Regions from separate parts of the Homo sapiens genome. Here region 2 is linked to region 1. The links are chromatin loops, found by intact Hi-C in ENCODE. Cell type or tissue: spleen. All regions are shown on one strand.

The links. A loop is a pair of places that touch in the nucleus more often than their neighbours do. Peaks named below come from ENCODE experiments on the same cell type or tissue, not always from the same donor. Only the 100,000 strongest peaks of a DNase experiment are listed, where the experiment ranks them.
Region 2: a loop joins it to region 1, with 6 times the contacts of the local background. A loop is called at or near these places in 8 of 110 quality-filtered maps.

The regions. Positions count from the first base shown.
Region 1 is chr22:32,514,888-32,522,887 of GRCh38, reverse strand. SYN3 (synapsin III) reads left to right here. Exons shown (of 14, transcript NM_003490.4): 13 at 4,554-4,845. Among named protein-coding and RNA genes, the nearest start is that of FBXO7, 44 kb to the right of the region's middle. In spleen, no CTCF peak of the experiment used is centred here; a DNase peak (open chromatin) is centred at 4,728.
Region 2 is chr22:33,191,223-33,199,222 of GRCh38, reverse strand. It overlaps a transcript of LARGE1 not described here. Among named protein-coding and RNA genes, the nearest start is that of LARGE1-AS2, 31 kb to the right of the region's middle. In spleen, no CTCF peak of the experiment used is centred here; no DNase peak of the experiment used is centred here; H3K27me3 peaks cover 345 bases.

The DNA.
Region 1 (8,000 bases):
GAATCCAGTTCCGTATCTCACTGCCTTTGCAGTGTTAGGCAAGTCATATTACTTCTCGGGGCCTCAGTTTCCTCAGTGTAAAGGAGGAAATAACAGCTTCCATGTTTAAGGATGGGGTGCTTGTCCATGAGATAAATGCAGGTGAAGCAATTAGCAAGGCATCAGACACAGAGATAGTGCGTAGAAGGTGTCAGTTCTTACTACTAATAATTTACTACGAATAACTATGACATAATGCTTACTATTAATAACGTGTGTCTTATACATATTGCTTTTCATGTTTATTATTAACAATCCTTGTAACTAATGCAGTGCCCCGTTACCCAGCAAGAATTCTATAGTAATAAGTGTTCCGAAACTACATATTCCTCACTCTACCAGGCTCCTGGCTGTGCCTCTGCCCCACACCCTCCTTTCCCCTCTGCCCTGGGACCTGCTTTTTAAAAGCACATTTGAACAGAGCCGTTTTAAAACAGAGAGCTACTGTATTCTGATTTCCTCTCTGGCCCAGAGTAAAACATGCTTGATAAAGAGATATTATTTTAAGGGAAATGAGGCTAAACACACTTTTAGTGAGTTGAAAAACAATCAATTTAAAACCAATTAAGGTAATTAAAGAAAATGCCCAGTGAATTAACGCTCAGATTAAAAATAACAAGGCTAATGAAAAACAACGCTTTCATTGAGTTCCCCAATTAACAAATCACATTATTATTTTGAACTTGCTGTTCATTTCAACTCAGTAAAAGTGAAATTTTCTTTTAATAAGCTTCATGTCTGTGCTTAGGCAAATACTTTCTATATATGTTAATATTTTGTGTATGTGCTCATATGAAAAATACTAAATTGTTTGCTTTGCCAAGAAGCCGAAAGAAATAACTAGGGCAGTGGTAATGGTTAGCACTCTGGTCTCTGAATCCAGTAACTAGGGTGTCTCTCTTGATAAATCCCAGGTATATGATAGGGACTCAACAAAGAGTTACTGAATTAATGAATGGGTATTCACATTTTCTAAGATATCAACCTGGGAAGGGAGGCGAATCAGGGGAAACTGAAGATAAAAGTAGAAAACAAATGTTTTATTTGAACTGCGGTGGGTTTAGAAAACCCAAAAGTAACCAACATTTAAAAATCAGGAGGTGAGCTGGGCGCGGTGACTCACACCTGTAATCCCAGCACTTTGGGAGGCTGAGGTGGGCGAATCACAAGGTCAGGAGTTCGAGACCAGCCTGGCCAATATGGGGAAACCCTGTCTCTACTAAAAATACAAAAAATTAGCTGGGCGTGGTGGCGGACGCCTGTAATCCCAGCTATTTGAGAGGCTGAGGCAGGAGAATCTCTTAACCCAGGAGACAGAGGAGGTTGCAGTGAGCCGAGATCGCGCCACTGCACTCTAGCCCGGATAATAGTGCAAGACTCCGTCTCAAAAAAAAAAAAAAAAAAAATCAAGAGGTGTTGCTTAAACATCTAGATTTCCAGCATCTCTTGATAGCACAGAAGCTCTAGAAACAATGGGCCTGTGTTTCTATACAGCAACTGTCCCTGGCGTTACTAACAGCGGCTTCCTTGATCAGAGCAAGGGCTCCTAGGGGCTCCTGCGTTTGCCTCCAGCCCTACTCCTCACTTCCATAGTGACAGAGAGGGGCAATTGCTATGTTCTTTATGCTTGCACCTCTTCAGAGAAATAGTTCTCTGGACTGTTTTTATCTCAAGTGGGCAAATTTTTGAAAGCCTCATTACTTTTCTTATATTTGCCTGCTTTATTTATTTACATACCTGGTTGGCCCTAGAGGTGTTTGAGATAAATGTGACCTCCCATCTACTCGCCTATACAATCATGAAAGAGGTAATGAATCAAAGCCATGTAATATAATCAGATGCTAAACTGATGCTGCAATTTAATCCAATTTAGTGTTCCACAAGCTCACAAAAATGTTCAGATCGGGAGGGATGTTTGATGTTCAGTCCAATGACCTTATTTTACAAATGAGGGCCCAGAAGCCCAGAGAAGGGGAGTGACTTACCCACGGTCACACAGCGAGTTAATGGCAAGGCTTGAGTCAGGACCTGAGGCTCCTGGTGCCAGTGTGGAGTCAGGGCCACCAGACTCCACAGGTCATGGAGGTTATACAGGTGGCATGTCCTCTGAAAATGTGCTCAGCTGACGTGACATCTGGTAAGGGAGGCTGGCTGAAATCTAGTCCTTGCCCCTTTGGCATCTGGCTCAGAGCTGCTTCAGCTGAAGGAAGCCGCCTTTTCTTAATTAGCAATAAAGATGTTATGAGGACTCAGGCGAGCCTGCGTGGTGTAGTTTTCATAAAGGAAAAAGTAATAAAACAGGGTTTTTGAGTCAAAGAGATCTAGGTTTGAATCTCGGCGTGTCCCCTTATTCGTAGTGACATCTTAAGCAAGTCACAATATATCTGGGTCTCAGTTTCTCTGTAAAAATGGGGCCAAGCACAGTGGCTCACACCTGTAATCCCAGCACTTTGGGAGGCTAAGGTGGGAGAATTGCTTGAGGCCAGGAGTTCAAGACCAGCCTGGGCAACACAGCGACACCCCATCTCTACAAAAAAAAAAAGGCAGAAAGAAAAAGTGGTGTTGGGCCTGTAGTCCCAGCTACTCTAGAGACTGAGGCAGGAGGGTGGCTTCAGCCCAGGGGTTCACTGCTGCGGTGTGACCATGCCACTGCACTCTACCCTGGGTGACAGAGACCCCATCTCTTTAATTAAAAATTATATATATACATACATACCTATATACACGCACACACACACTATTAAAATTATGTTCACCTATTTCTTTTTACTTTTTAAAATGTGCCTACTAGAAAATGTGTAATTATACATGTGGCTCTCTCTAGAGTTCCAGGGACAGCACTCCCATGGCTGGGGGTAGGGGATGAAAATAATGCCTAACCCACAGAGCTGTTGTGCCCAGTCCAAAGCTGGTGACATAATAGGTGCTCAGTAGAAGCCCCATTGTTACAGAGTCACAGAGATGGGTTCCAGCACCTTTTAGTTTTCAGTCTCCTAACGTGCCTACGGTGCTCTCAAAAAAACGTGGCAAGAATAACCCCACTCTCCCAGCAGCAGCATGTCGTAGGGAGAAGAGACCTACGGGCAGCCAGTCGGCTTTGGCAAAATGCAATTCACCATCAACAGCCCTGACACCCAGAATTTGAGGGTTAGGAGAGTGCACCTTGATTGTTGGGGGCCTTGGAATTCTACTCAAAGTCATTTCTGGGTGGCTACAACATCCCCAAGCTTAGATGCCTCTTGGCTTGCTTGTGGAAGCCTGTGTGCCCTGTACGGTGAGAGGGAGAAACCAAGATTCTCTTTGAGCTTTCTGTGGCTCCTCTTCCAACTGGGAAACCTTAATAAGACTCAGTCTCCACCTCTATGTGGTGAGAAGAATGGTATCTTCCCTACTGACCTCTCTAGGTCAAGTGATATGTTGCTTTTGAAAGTTCTTGGAAAAGTTTAGAGAGCAACTCAAAAAGTAAGAGTTAATTCTTGTCGTTGTTTCCAAAGAAATACATCTTCAGTGTGGAAAATACCCGTGAGAAAAAAAAAAAGAGAATTAAAATCCTTCTTAATCTCACCACTTTTGTAATGATTATTTAGTGTCTCATTACTCAACGTAGGATAAGCTGGGAACCCGTTAGAAATGCAGAATCGCAGATCCTGCCTATATTAGTTTTCTCAGGCTGCCTTGATAACAAAATGCCATAGACTGGGGGGGCCTTAAACAACAGATGTTTTTTTCACAGTTCTGGAGGCTGCAGGTACAAGATCAAGGTGCTAGCAGGGTTGGTTTCTGGTACAGCTTCTCTCCTTGGCCTGCAGATGGCAGCCTTCTTTGTGTATCCTCGTGTGTCCTTTCTTCTGTACCTGGGTACATGACACTCCTGATATTTCTTTCTCCTCTTATAAGGACACCAGGCCTATCAGATTAGGGCCCCACCGTATCACCTCATTTAACTTTAATTACCTCTTTAAAGATCCTATCTCCAAATAGAATTGCATTGAGGGTTAGGGTTAAGGTTTCAACATATGAATTGGGACAGGGTGAACACAATTCAGTCCGTAACGCAGCCCGAGACTCACTCTATCAGAATCTTTATTTTGACCAGATCCCCAGTGATTCATATGCACATTAAAGTCTGAGGCACACTGGTTTTAGTGTACAGTCTTCCAGTCTTGCTTTTTTATATATGTTTTTACATATGTGCCAAAATAAAACCATAAGTACTGTATTCTAAGCTATTTTGTTCAGCAGTATAATATTTAGCATATGTTATCAACAGTATCCTGTGTCATTTAGTATTACTCAGCCACATCCTATGTGATGACCACAGCATATTCCATTATACAGATGTATCTTAATGTTCCTAATTACTTCCTTATGGTTAGGTATTTATACGGTTTTCAGTTTTTCACCATTATAAGAAACACTGTAATGAACATCCTTGAAGCAACATTATTTGTGTACAGCCATATCTATCCTAAGAAAAAAAATTGAACTGAACCTTTTTTTTTCTGGCCCCTTAGGAGGCCCTCGCCAAGCTCAGTCTCCTCAGCCCCAGAGATCTGGAAGCCCCTCCCAACAGAGGCTCTCCCCACAAGGCCAGCAGCCCCTGAGCCCCCAGTCCGGATCTCCACAGCAGCAAAGGTCACCAGGCTCTCCGCAGCTATCCCGGGCATCCAGTGGCAGCTCCCCAAACCAGGCCTCCAAGCCAGGTGCCACCCTCGCCTCACAGCCCCGGCCCCCTGTGCAGGGCCGTAGTACCTCCCAGCAGGGTGAAGAGTCCAAGAAGCCAGCACCACCCCATCCGCATCTCAAGTAAGTGCTTTGGGAATTGGAAAAGGTATAGGATAGAGCTGGGGTGTAGGCAGAGCTTGGCTGATTCAGGGTTAGGGACTTGGAGACAAAGGAAGACCCAACGAGGCCTTGCCTAGACTTCAAATAGGTAAAAACAGGACTAGAGGACAGAATTTGCTGGGGAGGCCCAACAAGGTGAGAGTATAGATTAGACACCACCGTGACCCTCCGTGTATACACATACCAGCCATTTACCAGCTATTGTTTGCTGCATAACAAACAACCCCAAAACTTAGTGGCTGAAGAAAACAATCATTCTCTTTGTTCATAATTTTTTGGTTCAGCTGTTTGTTCTGAGTTTAGCTCAGCTGGGAGGTTCTTCTGCTGGTGTCTCCTATAGAGTTACAGAATAAAACATAGGATACCCAGTTAGATTCACATTTCAGATAAAAAACAGATAATTGTGAGTATAATTATGCCCCAAACATTGCATGGAATATACTTACACTAAAAAAAAAGTCTTAGCTTTTTATCTGAAATGCACATTTATCTACACATTTTTATTCGCTAAATCTGGCAACTCTACTTTCCTGGGATCACTCATACGACTGCAGTCATCTGGCAGCTTCACTGAGGCTGGATGGTCCAAGAAGGCCTCACACACACATCTGGTTGTTGGTGCTAGCTGTCAGCTGGGCCTCTTTCTCTCCATGGGGTCTCATCCTCCCCAAGGCTAAGCCGAGCTTTCTTACATGGTAGAACTGCTTTTAAAAAGGGAGAAAGTACAAGCTGCAAGGCCTCTTGAGGCCCAGCCTTGGGAGTTATGAAATGTTATTTTATCACACGCTTTTAGTCAAAGCAAGTCACAGGGCCAAACCCACATTCAAGAGGTAGGAAATAAATTTTTGGTAGGAGGAGCCATGAAGTCACATCTCAAAAGGGCAGGCTACAGGGACAAGAGGAATCATTGCAGTCATTTTTGTAAGCCATCCATCACAATACACATATACATCCTGTTTCCTCTCAGGCCCATCTCTTGGTTTGTCCTAAAGAGAGGTCCCAAGTAACTGATCTTTGGAAAGCTCTACCTTCTTTCAAGGCCAAATGTTGATCATCACAGTTCACAGCTAACAGCTATTGTCCACTTACTATGTGCCAAGCACTTTACTTACTTGGGTTTTTTTTAAGTTCTCACAAGCTTAGGAGTTAATAACTATTTCTTATCCCCATTGTACAGACGAGTAAGCAAAGAAAAGATTAAATAACTTGCCAAAGTTTCCAGTTAATAACTAGAAGAGCTGGGATTAGACCCACGACATCCAGTCCAGGGATCATGCTAACAACTATTTTTTTGAATAGGTAATATATTCACATAGTTCAAAGATCTAAAAGGTATCAGGCCAGGTGTGGTGGCTCATGCCTGTAATCCCAACACTTTGGGAGGCCAAGGTGGGTGGATCCCACCTGAGGTCAGGGGTTTGAGACCAGCCTGGCCAACATGGTGAAACCCCATCTCTACTAAAAATACAAAAATTAGCTGGGCGTGCTGGTGCACGCCTGTAGTCCCAGCTACTCAGGAGGCTGAGGCAGGAGAATCGCTTGAACCTGAGAGGCTGAGGTTGCAGTGAGCTGAGATGGCGCCATTGCACTCCAGCCTGGGCAACAAAGTGAGACTCCATCTCAATAAATAAATAAATAAATAAATAAATAAATAAATCAAAGATGTATGTTGAAAAGCCTCGTTCCCGCCCCATTCTCATCCAACGCTTTGCTACCCCCATCCCCAGAAATGACTTTTGTTAGTTCCTATGTGTCCTTTCAGTGCTTCCTTATGCAAATAAAAAATATTTGCATAAATAAATAATAAAATTGTTCAGATCCTCGCCCTCATTTTCTCACACACACAGGAGTATTCACTATCAACACCATTCTGCTCACTGCTTTTCATGTTTAATAATAAATCCTGGGCTGGATGCGATGGCTCATGCCTGTAATCCCAACACTTTGGGAGGTGGAGGGGGGCGGATCACAAGGTCAGGAGATCGAGACCATCCTGGCTAACACAGTGAAACCCCATCTCTCCTAAAAATACAAAAAATTAGCCAGGCGCGGCAGCGTGCGCCTGTAGTCCCAGCTGCTAGGGAGGCTGAGGCAGGAGAATGGCGTGAACCCAGGAGGCGGAGCTTGCAGTGAGCTGAGATCGTGCCACTGCACTCCAGCCTGGGTGACAGAGCAAGACTCCATCTCGAAAAAAAAAAAAATCCTGGAGCACCGAGTTTCTTCGAATTTTATTTTTTATGGCTGTATAGTATTCCGCTGTACCATTGTACTATAATTTATCTAACTAATCCATCACAAATAGAAACTTGGTTTGATCTTACAAATAATGCTGCAATTAATAAATCTGAACATATACTTTCATAGTTGCAAGACTCACTCTAGAGAAAATAACCTGACATGATATTGTTAGATCAAAGGATAAATGTATTTTTAGTTTGACAGACACTAGCAAATGGCCCTCCTGGCAATATGGAATAGCAGTTGACAGCACAGACTCTAGAGTCAGACTGCCTGGGTTCAAATCCTAGCTCCACCACTTAAAAACTACACAACCTCAGATAAGTTGCCTAACCTCGCTGTGCTTCAATTTCCTCACATGTGGAATGGGGACAATAACCGCACAGGGTTATTATAAGGATTGCAATGAGTTTATGCACAGTTGGTGCTTAGAATGCTGCTGCCACTACAGAGGCTTATCTGCATACAGCCTGTCACCACATAAGGAGATCAGCCAACTAATCACAGGACAGACAGGGGCTCTGGGCCTTAAACCAGGTTTGGTCACTGACCTTACAGTGTTCTAGCTAAAAACACATAAATTTCCTGACTTACTGCTTTAAAGAACTTGGTTCAATTCAAGTCAGCAGGTATTTACTGAATTTACCTACTCTGTGCCTTGTTCTAGATAAGACTCTCTGAGGGGTAATAAGCAAGGAGTAAAAGACAGTCCCTGCGTTGAAGTCCCCAGTTTTTGTTTTGTTTTTTTTTTTGAGATGGAGTCTCACTGTCGCCCAGGCTAGAGTGCAGTGGCGCCATCTCGGCTCACTGCAAGCTCCGCCTCAAGGATTCATGCCATTCTCCTGCCTCAGCCTCCCGCGTAGCTGGGACTACAGGCG
Region 2 (8,000 bases), 680 kb before region 1:
CATAAGAAAAAAAAAAACCTCAAACAGCGCTATTAAAAAGTAAGCAAAGGACACAAAGAGATATTTTTAAAAAGAAGACATACAAGCGGCTGACAAATATATTAAAAAATGCTCAACATCACGATCATCAGATAAATGCAAATTAAAACCACAATGAGATAATGAGATACCATCTCACACCAGTCAGAATGGCTATTATCAGAAAGTCAAAAAACAACATGTTGGGAAAGATGTGGAGAAAAGGGAATATTTATACACTGTTGGTGGGAATATAACTTAGTATGACCTTTATGGAAAACAGCATGGAAATTTTTCAAAGAACTAAAAGTCTATCATTCAATTCAGCAATCCCACTACTGGGTATATACCCAAAGGGAAACAAATCATTATATCAAAAAGAGACTGGCACTAGTGTGTTTATCACAGCACTATTCACAATAGCAAAGGTATGGAATTAACCTAAGTGTCCATCTACGGAGGACTGGATGAAGACAATGTTCTATATACATGTATCTCACATTCCATGTAGTATAGTATTTTAGATACGTGTGTGTGTGTGTGTGTGTGTGTGTGTGTGTGTGTGTGTCACGGTGTATATATATACTATAAAAGTTTGGAGGGTGGGAGGGAGGTGAGGGTTGAAAAATCACCTACTGGGTACAATATTCACTATTCTGGTGAATATTCTAAAAATTCTAAGAATTCTGGTGAATCACTAACAGCCCAGACTTCACCACTATGCAATATACACATGTAGGAAATCAGTACTTGTGCCCCCTAAATATCTGAAAATAAAAATTTAATAAAAGAGGAGTTTGAGGCTGCAGCGAACTATGATCATGATACTGCACTCCAGCCCAGGTGGCAGAGTGAGACTCTGTCTCAGATATATATACATTTTATGTCATAGCTTGCAGATGTCTTAAAAGTGTCTTTCCTTAAAGATGTCTTTCAAAGAGCAAAGACTCTTAATCTTTATACAATTCAATTCATTAGTATTTTTCTCTTAATACGTTGTACTTGTTATATTTTTAAAAATTATTTTCCTAATCAATGTCTTTCTCCTGTTCCCCCCACCCACCACACCGCTCTGGAGGTTACATATTTTTGCTTTTACATTTAGGTTTATGATCCGCTTCAAACTAATTTTTGTATGCACATGTGGTTTGAGCTGAGGGTCAATGTCAATGTTTTATATAGATATAAAAATTTTCTCTTTTTGTTGCACAGCCTTTTGTTGAAGATCATTTGACCACATTTTAGTGGGTCTGTTTCTGGACTCTATTATGTGGCATTGATCCATATGTCTGTTTATATACCAATTCCATACTGATTTGATTGCTATAGAGTTATAGTCAATTTTGATATCAGTTCTACCACTTATTTTTTAATTGCTTTGCTATTCTAGGCCTTTTATATTTACATAACAATTTTAGGATTAGATTATCAGTGCCTCTGAAAAGCCTTTTGGGCTTTTGATTGGGAGTGCATTGAATATATAGATTCATTTGAGGAGAATTGACAACTTTACAAAATTGAGACTCCCATTTTAGAAATATTGTATGTATCTTCATTTATTTAGAACTTCTTTAAGTTCTCTCAACAGTACTCTGTATTTATAGTAGGGCTATTATACTTCTTTTATTAAATTAATCCTAAGTAAATTTACATTTATGTTTTTGGTGCTAGTATAAATGAAATTAATTTTTAATTTCATTTACCATTTTTTTATTTCTAGAAGATAAGACAATTGAGTTTTATTAACCTTATATTCTGCAAATTTAATAAATTCACTTTTTAACTCTAGTAATTATTTTTATAATTTATTTGAATTTTATATATAAACAATCACATTTTCTGTAAATGAAGACAGTTTTCCTTCCTTTCAAACATTTGTGCTCTTTGTTTTATTTTATGTATCTTTGCCTTACTGCACTGCTGGAACCTCTTATACAAAATCGAATACAAGTTATAAGAGCAGGTATCCTTGCTTTGTTTCCACTCTTGTGGGAAATATTTAATATTTCACCATTAATTATGTTGGCAGTGGGATTTTTGTAGCTCTTCTTTAATAGATTCCTTCTCTTACTATTTTTCTGAGTTTTGTTTCCATGAAAGTGTATTTGCATTTTCTCAAATGTTTTTCTCTGTATCTGTTGAATAATCAAAAGTGCTTTTTTTCTGTTAATATATTGAATTAATTGATTAATTTTCAAATGTTAATCTAACATGGAATTTCTGGGAAAACCACATCATGGGGAATTATCAGTTTTACACATTATGCTAGTATGTTGTATGTATGTATTTTTTTACATTATGCTAGTCATGAGTAGTTCATTTTGCTAGTTAAGGACTTTTGAGTGTAAAGCCATGAGGCATAGTGGCCTGTAATTCTCTTTTCTCTTCTTTTTTCATCCTTTCTCACCCTCCTCCCTCTTTTCCTCCTCTTCTTCTTTCTACTTTTTTTATTCCTCCTCCTTATTCTTCGTTTCCTCTCTCCCTCTCTCTTCCTCATCCTTTTGCTCTTTCATTTATAATATTCTTATTAGTATTTACTCTTATTGTTATGGAGATCCCAAAGTTGAATGAAGTAACTGTTCCCTCTTCCCTATTTTGCGAAAAATTTTATTTAAGGTGAATTTCCTTATTCATTTGCTGTTTGATATAATTTATCAGTGAAGCAATCTGGGCATAATGTTTTCTTAATAAAAATAATTTTTAATTACAAATTTTATTTTTAATAGACATATGTTTGTTTAGAATTTCTGTTTCATCTTGCATTGTTTTAGCTAATTGCTTTTAAAAATACATTTCCCCATTTCATTTAACTTACTAAATTGAATGCCATAAAGTTGTTCATGATATTTGCTTCATACCCTTTTGAAGTCTGCAGCATCTTTAGTGATAACTCTGCTTTCTTTCCTATATGTTATATGTACTCTTTTGTCTTCTATTGCCTAGTTTAGCTAGAAATTTATCAATTTCATTGATCTCTTCAAAGATACAATTTTTGGCTTTCTTATCTTTCTCCGTTGTTTCTCTCTTTTTCAGTTTGTTGATACCGGTTTTTATCCTTACGCTTTTTTTTTTTTTTAATTTACTTTGGGTTTACTCTGCTTTTCTTTTTCTGGTTCATAAAGGTGGTATGTTAAGAAATTAATTTTAGGCCAGGTGTGGTGGCTCACACCTGTAATCCCAGCACTTTGGGAGGCTGAGACGGGCGGACCACGAGGTCAGGAGATCGAGACCATCCTGGCTAACACGGTGAAACTCCGTCTCTACTAAAAATACAAAAACAAAATTAGTGGGACGTGGTGGCGGGCGCCTGTAGTCCCAGCTACTTGGGAGGCTGAGGCAGGAGAATAGCGTGAACCCGGGAGGCAGAGCTTGCAGTGAGCTGAGATCGCGCCACTGCACTCCAGCCTGGGCGACAGAGCAAGACTCCGTCTCAAAAAAAAAAAAAAAAGAAAAAAGAAAAAAGAAATTAATTTTAGGCACTACTTCTTTTTTAATAGAAGTGTAGAGTGTCATAAATATTTCTTTAAGCATTGCCTTAGCTGTATCATCTAGATTTTGATATATTTGCATTTTCATTTAATTCAAACAGTTTTCTGGTTTCTTTTTTGATTTCTTCTTTGACCCATACATTATTGTAAATCTATAATTTAATGTCAAATATTTGTGGTTTTCTTAGTTACCCTTTTGTTACTTGTGTCTAATTTAATTCTGCTGATGTCGGATAAGTATTCTGGGTAATTTCAATCTTTTAATTTAATAAAACTTATTTTATGACCCCAAATATAGCCAATAATGATAAATATAATATAAAATCTTAAAATTAATATGTATTCTGCAATTATTGGGTCGAGTTTTCTACAGATACCAGTTAGTTCAGAATAGTTCATAATGTTCAGATCGTTTCTCTGCTTACCATTTTACCAGTTGCTGAGTGAGGAATGCCCAAATGTCTTACTCTAATTATGGAGTTGTCAACTTACCCCTTTTGGAGATATATAGTTATTATATTTAAGAGCATCTGTTTGAAAGAAGGGTATTTTTCTATACTAAAAGTAACCAATTTAAATCTTGATTGAGATATGACGGTTCTAATAACTTGATACAGGCACATATACTACACCACTTCCTGATAAATGCTTGAACACAGATTTTAAAAAATAAATAGTTGGTTAATTTATTCCTTTAATGTATTATCCCCTTAGCAAGCTGAAAAACCTTGGGCAACTTTAGGGTGTTGACAGGGTAGTTAAAATATCGGAGCAATGAGTTGTCTAGAGATTTGGGGAATAGCAGATGGTTAAGACTCTGGGCTGAGAGTCAAGAGAAGCACTCTTTCTATCAACCTAGGTGTAATGCTGACTGGTCTGGCAAAAGTCACTCCTTCACTCTGGCTCTCTATTCCCCTTTCTGTAAGATTACGCAGTTGGAATATGGAAGTTTAGGAGTCTTCCAGCACTATCATTCCGTGTCCCTGGCATCTCAAGAATGTGGCCTGCAGGGTGGGGCTTGAGAAGAGGCCAGAGAAGAAGCAACAAACCAAACTTTGTCTACTTCCAAGGCCCAGTTTTGACCCTTAATCTTAGTAGAGACTGCAAGAAGTGGATGGACAGAAGTTCTTAACATTCAATGTCAACTTCTCTTAATATCTATACTAAAAATATTTCATATAACCCAGACATTAGGCTCAGAAGAGACTAAAATCCAAAATTTAATCAATTGAATAAACTCTCCATCTCTAAACCTTGAAAATCAAATTGATGGGATAGGAAAATGACAGCTAAAAAAAACTTGGCAAATGACCTTCTGTCCTTAAGTCTGGATATCTGAGGAATGACTAAGAGTTCATGCCGTGCAAGTCTCAGGTAAGTTTATATGTTAAGGACGATTGCAATAAAATAAGCCATTTATCTTTGTTTAGAACTCTTTTCAAAGCACTTTCTTCTGCAATTAATTTATGCCCATAACAACCCCAGGAAACAATTTCACCATAACTTTGGACAAAGAAACATATTTCATTTAGCTATACCATAGATTTTGAAACAGAAGAAGTCAAATTGGGGCCAATTCTCTTTTAGTCTTTATGTAAATAACTGTGAATTATAAAAAGTAAGTATAAAAATTTATGACATGAATAATGCAGACAGTATAAAATTTATCATATTTTGTTAAATAATATATTGTTTTAATAATGTGACATCTATGTTTTTATATATATGTAAAATTATATATAAAATATAAACATATATAACATATAAAACATAATCTATAACATATTTAATATATATAACATATATAATATATAAAACATATATAATATATAAAACATTATATATAATATATAAAAACAATATATATAAAACATATGAACACATATATATATAAATTACTTTTTATAGTCTCACTCTGTCACCCAGGCTGGAGTGCAATGGCAAGATCTCAGCTCACTGTAACCTCTGCCTTCCGGGTTCAAGCAATTCTCATGCTTCAGCCTCCTGAGTAGCTGGGATTACAGGCATGCACCACCACACCTAGCTGATTTTTATATTTTTAGTAGAGATGGGGTTTCACTATGTTGCCCAGGCTGGTCTTGAACTTCTGGCCTCAAGTGATCTGCCCACCTCATGCCTGACCTCCCAAAGTGCTGGGATTACAGGCATGAGCCACCGTGCCCGGCCGACATCCATATTATGTTAACCAGATGTGTAATGCACTGTATAGCACATTAATGCATTCTGATTATCTTCCTGATTTCTTATATCTATCTCTGCTTCTTTCTTTATCACTCTACTCATATGTGATTTGCTGTGATGTTCCTATTTTATCATTTCTTCCTTTGATTTCTTTACTGTCTCTCTTTTTGCTTTTCTCAATATTCTTTGAATGGTTTCCTGCCCATTCGTTCCTTAAACTCTCTTGCTTTTTCACTGATTATAATATTTTTAAAAAGTAATAAAATGGGTTGTACTTAGTGATTTAGGTTAAAATATCCAGAAATTAACTAAACTATACTTTTTTCATTCCTTTGTCTACCCACACTCTTCTCTCTCAGTCTCTCCCTCTTTATTCTTTTTTCCTCATTGCATCCAGAGTATTACACACACACATACACATACACACACACACATCATAAACAGAATCAGAATAAAGTTATATGTGAAAAATAAAAACAAATAAAATGAAAAGTAGGACAATGGAAAAATTAAAATGCAACTTCAAAATGTTAATTTATTAGTTAATTGATCTTCGACAAAGATACCAAGAACACACATTGAGGAAAGTACAATTTCTTCAATAAATGGTGTTGGGAAAACTGATTATCCACACATGAAGAATGTAATTGGACTCTTATCTCACCCCATACACAAAAATCAGCTCAGAATGAATTAAGGTCTTAAATGTAAGACCTGAAACCGTAAAACCACTAGAAGAAAACAGAGAAAAAGCCTCTTGACATTAATCTGGGGAAAGATTTTTTGAATATGACCCCAAAAGCACAGGCCACAAAAGCAAAAATAGACAAATAGGGTTTCATCAAACTAAAAAGCTTATGCATAGTAAAGGAAATAATTAACAGGGCAAAGAGACAACCCATGGAATGGAAGAAAATATTTGTTAACTGTACATCTGATGAGAGGTTTATATCCAAACTATGTAAGAAATTCATACAATTCAATAGCAAGTAAACAACCAGATTTTTTTTTAAGGGGAGAAGAACTGAAAAGACATTTCTCAAACGAAGACACACAAATGGCCAACAGGTTTGTGAAAAAAATGCTCAGCATCACTAATCATCTGGGAAATGCAAATCAAAGCCACAGTGAGATGCCACCTCACACCTGGGATGGTGATTATGAAGAAAGTTCTTTTAATAGGCAGTGGTTCCAATAAAGCATCAAGGAGATTTGAGGGTTGAGTTAACACACAAGTGAGATATTCATCAAAACACCTTTCGGATGTCTCAGTTCCTTCACCTCTAAAAGGGCAAATAATAATTCCTTTTACTGATGATACTCTTAATGATATGTAAAACTCTTCCACAAAATTTTATGTAGTCACTGCACTTGCCTTTCATAAACAATAGATACTAAGATTAGTTTTTAAGGTAGTTTTCTTAAAATCAGAAGAGAAAATGAAAAGATTTCTAGTTTGACCCTTAATCCAGGGTTGGAAAATAAGAAGTATATTTAGATATGCTTAATGTTCAGTTTTCATATAAGAATCTTCAGAAAAATATTTCTGATTATGCTTGAAGTCATATAAGAGCCCAGTTCTAAAAGGTTTAAGGATTCAGTCTGTGTTGATACACTAGTGGGGAAAATCTATGATTAATGTGCTTAGTGAACACATCATAAGAAATATGTTTCCATGGTTGGTTCTGTTCAATTTTAAATTTTTATGATTTTAAATATTTTAGTTCCTGTAATGTATTTTGGACAAAGAAACATGGACGCTGAAAGGGCCACTCACCAATGCCTACATGACCCTTCTAGAAACCCTGTAGATTATGTTGTGGCACTCACAGAGTTACACTCATGTCTGTGCTCACCTTGCCAGCACCACTGGCCAACATTTCAACAGCACCTGTAACTCTGGGGGCAGAGTGGTATTATGGGTGAAACCACGGACTAGGAATCTGAGGTCTCCTTTTAGTTCTAAATTTATCTGATCTCACCACGAAGCCCCTTTGAAAACCAATGACATTATTTCAAACACAGGGATTCTTGAACCTGGTTGTGCATCAGACTGACCTATGGGCTTTGCTAAACAGGGACCTCATTAAACATGTTAGTTCCTGGGCGCACCGCTCCAGAGATTCTGATTCAGAAAAGCCAGAGAATAGCCAAGATGCGATTTTATTTTTACTGTCTCTGTCAATGGTTCTAATAATAAGTAAATTTAGGAACTGCTGTTTAAATTCTTTTTTAGTTGTAGCAGAATGTACTTTTTACATAACTGTATCTGTTTCCATCATCATATCCCAA